Linked DNA regions of Homo sapiens: region 1 is linked to region 2. The links are chromatin loops, found by intact Hi-C in ENCODE. Cell type or tissue: heart left ventricle. All regions are shown on one strand. Each heading gives the region's core, and the rest is flanking DNA. Links, peaks and the distances in the headings are about the cores only.

The links. Hi-C counts contacts between places; a loop is a spot of excess contacts. Peaks named below come from ENCODE experiments on the same cell type or tissue, not always from the same donor. Only the 100,000 strongest peaks of a DNase experiment are listed, where the experiment ranks them.
Region 1: it touches region 2 in a loop (7-fold over the local background); 23 of 110 quality-filtered maps call a loop at or near these places.

What each region holds. Positions count from the first base shown.
Region 1 is chr11:74,016,788-74,019,692 of GRCh38, forward strand. The region is part of intron 32 of C2CD3 (C2 domain containing 3 centriole elongation regulator); the gene reads right to left. Among named protein-coding and RNA genes, the nearest start is that of UCP3, 9.2 kb to the left of the region's middle. In heart left ventricle, for the core only: no CTCF peak of the experiment used is centred there; a DNase peak (open chromatin) is centred at 1,854; H3K27ac peaks cover 2,144 bases.
Region 2 is chr11:73,963,155-73,966,059 of GRCh38, forward strand. DNAJB13 (DnaJ heat shock protein family (Hsp40) member B13) reads left to right here. Exons shown (of 8, transcript NM_153614.4): 4 at 1,724-1,881. Among named protein-coding and RNA genes, the nearest start is that of DNAJB13, 14 kb to the left of the region's middle. RefSeq lists silencers at 1,395-1,504, 1,525-1,614. In heart left ventricle, for the core only: a CTCF peak has its summit at 1,336 (motif pointing right); a DNase peak (open chromatin) is centred at 1,357.

The DNA.
Region 1 (2,905 bases), core at 314-2,813, 54 kb after region 2:
TTCTGGCTGTAGACCTGAGGGCACAAGAAAGTTGTCAGCAGAACATGGGCTTTGTGGGAGGCATCAACCTTCCTGGGGAGGCAGGAGGAACACACATGGAAGCAGGATCGTCGTAGCTGGAGGGGCTGCAGGTGCCTTGGAGTCTAGACAGCGGGTGTCATCCATGGGGTGAAGTCCCTGGAGCGGGAACTTAAACATGAAGGTGGAATGTGAACAGACAATGAAGAGAGAGGGTATGCCACGTGGAGGTGCAGGTTTTGTGAGGAAGGAATTTTCTTTGCTAGGAAAGTGGTGGGGGTGGATAGGCTGAGCTGCAGGTATGGAGAACAGCCAAGACAAACCTATTACTAGAAGAGGGGTTGATGCTGGTTGAGGAAGTTCCAGAATGTCTGGGGGGAATTTGATCTTATTCTTCTTGGACTTCAGCGAGCTGATCTGTAAGGGCCTTCCCAGGGAACAGGGATGGGGTATTTGACGACTGTACTAGGCTGAAGGACAGAACTGGCTTTCCTGTGGACCGGGTGTCAAGCACGGCAGTAGGCCAGGGGCTTTCAGGCTGCCCCATTAAATCCTACCTCATCCATACATGGGACCTGTTCCTTTCTGAGTACCTGGACACCCAGGTCATGAACATGATAGGCCTCTCTGATAATAGATGTGTCTTAAAAGAGCCTTCAATGCTAAAGATCAGACTTTGCTGGGGAGAAAATGGAGCACGTGGAAGGTGTAAGGAGTGGTTTGGAAAGAAAATGTGGGGCTTCCTGAGGCTCTTCAAATTGAGTGGCTAACCCTGCATAAGGAGCTGGTTCTAGTCCTGGCTCTACCACTTCTTAGCCAAGCGGTGTTGGGCAACCCACCTTCTCTTTGGGCCTTGGTTTGTGCATCTGAATGGGATCAGGATGAGCAGATAATGCAAGAGGAGGCACTCTATAAACCACGGGCTTATCCCGGCCCTTGGCTCCTTCTCTGGTCTGCTCCCTGTGATGCAGACTCTTCTCCAAAAGCTCTCTCAGGAGGGCCTGGCCCTCTTCTTTGGCCTGGAACATGATCTGATCCCAGCCACTGTGTTCTAGGTTCTCTTCACTCCAGCCCCCAGATGGATTCCTCGAACAGGCCACATGCTCCCAGGGGTTGGTGGGTACAGGTGCCCCCACTTACCCCTGCTTCCAAGTATCTGAGGGACTTTCTCAGAGGACAGGCAATGGAGTGCAGTGGAAGGGACACTGGTCTGTGGCCCAACCTAACTGTCTCACTCACTCAAGACCAAGATGCTTTCTCACTCTGGGTCTCTCTGGGTCTTAGCTTCACTGTCAAGTGGATCTAAGAACTTCTGTTTGGTCTTCTTATCCAGGTCTATGCTGGGTTCAAATAAAATTCAGATATGGCCGAGGTTCTGACCAGGTATAATATCTTACAAAACACAGAGGCTAAGATGGAGCTAGAGCCAATACCAGCTGCAGACCCAAGAGCAAAATGAAGCCTTGCTGTTCTCAGACCCCATCCCTGGCAAAGGGTCAGGCCCCAAAAGTCCTGAGTAGAGCTGGGGTACAGGATCTCCTGTACTGAGGTAAGCAGTGCTAGACCAGGCAAGTTCTCCCCGCCCCACTGTCTTCCCCCCTTCTTTGGTAACAGTGAGCCTCTGGTCTGGGATGAGGGCTAAAGTTCTGTTCTTTTCCACAGTAGCCCCTTTAAGTGACATAAACATTGACTCAGGAGCTGAAAACTGAAAGTAAACAGCCGCCTGGGTCTGGCTGGCTAGGTGGACCTGCCAATGGATTGCTGCATCAGAGGCCGAGTGAGGGCTCAATATAGCTGCCTGCCTTGCTCAACTTTCACCCCTTTGGCTGGCTGCCTTTCCCTGGGGTGGCTCTCAGAGTCTGGCCTGGACTAGAACTTCCTTGATACTACAGAGAGCAGCAAACTCAGCAGCCACAAGTAGGAGCAGAGGGGAAGTGAGGACAAGGCACTTAGACTAGAGGCCCAGCCCTGAGAGGCAAATCCCAAATCTGACCTGCTCAGCCCGGCTGCCGCATGGCTCTGGTCTCATGCTCTGAGCTCACCCTCCATGCCTAAATTAGAGGTCTGGTCATGTGGTTCTTATTACCGATATGCTCCCTCCGTGCCACACCCCACCTGATGCCACCCTCTCCTTACTCCAAGAAGCCTTCCCGGACAGGCCCATTCTACAGGGCCTACGTCACTCCCTCACCCTGGGCCTTAGTCTATGCTACGAAGGGGCCTGACTAGGGCAAGACTCCTCAACCCTTTTTTTTGTTTGTTTTTTTAAACAGGGCCTGGTTCAAAAGATGATCCTCAATCTTCTGAACCCAAGCTCTGCCAGAGAGAGGGCTCCAAAGTCCAGGTTTTGAGAGGGAAGGGTTAAAAGTTATACTCTTACAAGAAGAGCTCCTGGCTCCTCCTGGACTCTGGCCTCAGAGTGGCTCAGGCAACCTGAGACTAGCACCTGCCCAGCAGACCTATGAGCCCCTTCCTAAAAAGTGTCTGCCAACTTGCAGTCTGGGCCAGGGTGGCGCCAGCCAATTTTGGCTGTTTCTCCTGACCTCTATACACCCGTGGCCAAGTTGCTTATCTTCTAAAAGCTCTGTATGGCCTTTATCAGAGATACTTTGACCTTTAGGTCTCTCTTAGGCTCTGCAGAAAGCTAGGGACTTGGTGGTTTAATGAAATGAGGCAATAGGTCAGGACCTCTTGCCCCAAGAGGGGCAGCTCAGCCGTCAGGCCTGGACCACAGGCTGAGAAGAAACCCAGGATCAGTAAGTTCCCTCAGGCCCCCTACTGATCTGATCTGGTGGCTTTGTGGAGAGCTGGGATTCTCTACCAGGACTATTTATCTTTCAGCTGCTTCTGGTTTGTGGAAAGGAAACCAAAGGATAGATTTTTTTTT
Region 2 (2,905 bases), core at 184-2,683:
ATCTCTACTAAAAACAAACAAACAAACAAAAACAAAAAAACAAAGCCAGGCACAGTGGTGCATGCCTGCAATCCCAGCCACTTAGGAGGCTGAGGTAGGAGAATCGCTTGAACCGAGGAGGTGGAGGTTGTGGTGAGCCGAGATTGCGCCATTGCACTCCAGCCTGGGCAACAAGATTGAGACTCTGTCTCAAAAAAAAAAAAGAAAAAAGAAAAAAAATGAAAGGGGCTTTGCAGTCCAAAAATGCCATACAGTGGACCTTGCCTCCCTACCTGTCTCAGTTCAAAGGAGCCAAGTGAGTCTACAGGGCATCGCTCATTGGGAAAGGTCAGGCTCAGGGTCTGGGCTTCCTCAGGCAGTGCCCAGAAGCTATACTGCCATAGTGCTCCACCCCAAGGGTTCCTGAGTCCCATCTCCCTGCAGGGTTGAGGGGCTGGGCTTCCTGTGGACTGGCTATTGGGGTGTTTACTGCCTGGTACACTGTAGGTCTGGGTGAACAAGTGAATTCAGCAATGCAACAGGAGGACCAGAAGATTCAGGCCTCTTGATTGCCCATCGCATCTTAGAGGGACATAGTGTAGTCACCTCACCATCCCTGCCTAAGGTCATTTCACCATTCTAGCCTGTGAAGTTCATTCCATGGCATTAACCATGAGAGGCAGAATATGAAAACTCTTAACCATAGCGCCCCTCGAGTTTACAGCTTATGAGGGGCTTCCACATCTAGCGATGCGGCGTGGCACAGTGGTTAAGGACACAGGTTCCGTAGTCATATTGTCCTGTGGTTCAGATCCCAACTCTACTGCTTACTAGCTACGGGACCTTAAGCGTTTTGTTTGGGCTCCCTGGACCAATGAAATAATAATGTAAGGTTCCAAAAATAGCACCTGACGCATAGTAAGCTCTCAGCAAGTTTTAGCTCTTCATCTTAATGGTGGAAGGCAGGTCAGGCATTATTACCCCATCCCACAGACCAAGACACTGAAGCCCACGGATCACACAGCACATCAGGGGCAGAGCCAGGATGGGGCTGTCTTTGCACTGGGAGGAAGGATGGGGGCAGCAAGAGGGGTTATGGGTGCAGAGCTGGGCAGGGGCAAAAGAAATTGAGGAAAGAGGAGTTTGGGGAATGCCGGTGGCCTCTCAAATTGTTAGGGACCAACCCTTTCCCTCCCCCATCTCAGCTGACAGCTTTATAGAAACTTGAGTCTGGGGTCTTTAGCAATCTTGGGCTGGGCTGGACAGCGAAGGGTTATGGAGTCTGGGGAAGAGTAGAGAGGACTGGCAGGCTCTCACCTTCCTGCCGAGGACTACCAGCAGTCTCTTCTGGCACTCCTGAGCGCGGCCACCAGAGGGAGTGCCTCCCTTTCCTGAGACAGCCAGAGTTACGGTATCCGAGTTGTGAATAAGAGAGACGGGGAAGCGTTGGGCGGGGTGGGGGGGGAATGTCCCAAGGGGAGGTGAAGCAGTGGGAAATGGCAAAGGATGATAATCACTGCATCTGCAGTTGAAGACAGCTCCTTGGCTTGGCCAGTCTGAGAGGTGGTTATAGGATGCTGGGTGTTACACAGGACACTGAAGAGGTTGGGGAGCATATCTGGATAGGGAGGCTGTGTGTGTGTGTGTGTGTGTGTGTGTGTGTGTGTGTGTGTGTGTGTGCGCGCGCGCGCATGTCTGGGTCTCTGGATACAATTTCTCTTACTCCTCTCCCTACCTCCTGCAGAGTTTTTTGATGCAGAAGGAAGTGAGGTAGATTTGAACTTTGGGGGGCTCCAGGGCCGAGGGGTCAAGAAGCAGGACCCCCAAGTCGAACGGGATCTCTACCTGTCCCTGGAGGACTTATTCTTTGGCTGCACCAAAAAAATTAAGATCTCCAGAAGGGTGAGTACTCAGCTTGCTCCTCCCGGGAGCCACCTATCTCCTGCAGCCTAGCAGCTGCCTCCTCCCTTACCTGGGTGGGAGGACTCAGGGATGGTCTCTGATGGAATTATGGAACCTTAGATTCAGAGACCTAGGATGTTAGAATTCCGGAATCTGAAATTCGGAAGGGACAGTTGAAGACATTAGCCCGGTTCTTTCCTAGTGCAGGAGTGCCCTCTGCAGCCTTCCCAACTGGGACAGGCTCTTTCCCTTCCTTTCTTTCAGTTCAGCCCCATCCCCGTGGGAACTGGAAAGGCTCTGAATGGGAGGAGTCTCTTCTGAATTCTTCCTTCTGGGCTTTACCAGACCATATTCCCAGGATTTCATCAGGGTGCATGCCTCGTGCATAAGAAAGAACAGTGGGCATGGAGGGTGGGCTGGGAGATAGTCCCCAAGGTGACGGGTTGAGGAAGACCCTCAGTGCCTCATGTCTAGTCCTTGGCTTGGCCCTGTCCCATGGCCCAGCCCTGTGCCAGGCATAAGAGCAAGCCCCCTCCACCTTTGCCCAGCAGAGGAGATGCCGATGCGGCCATGCTTTCCACAGATGGAACCCATCTGGACATGCGACTGGGGAGTGGAAGGATCCCCAGTGGGGAATGCACTGGGGGAGGCTTAGATATGTTGACTTTCATTTCTCTCTTTGGGATTAAGAGACTTGCTGGAGGCTCAGGGCCGGGCCTCTGGGATTTGGAGAGAGGAATGGAGTACATTTTCACCATGTATCTGTTAGTGGCCAGGGCTGGAGCTGTGTGTTTGATCAACTAATGGTGACTGCTTGGCATCTCAGCCCCCAGCCCCAGTCTCATGGCATCCTCTGCCATACTGGAATCATAAGTTCTTGGTTGTCATGGCAACAGGATGGGAGTGGGAGTGGCTCAGGGCAGGCTCTCCCCATTGCTGGAGGCTCTTCCCATTGCTAGAGGATTGAGCCCAAGTACAAATCCCATAGAGCATCTTTCACGTGTGCAAAGGTCACCTGAGTGTT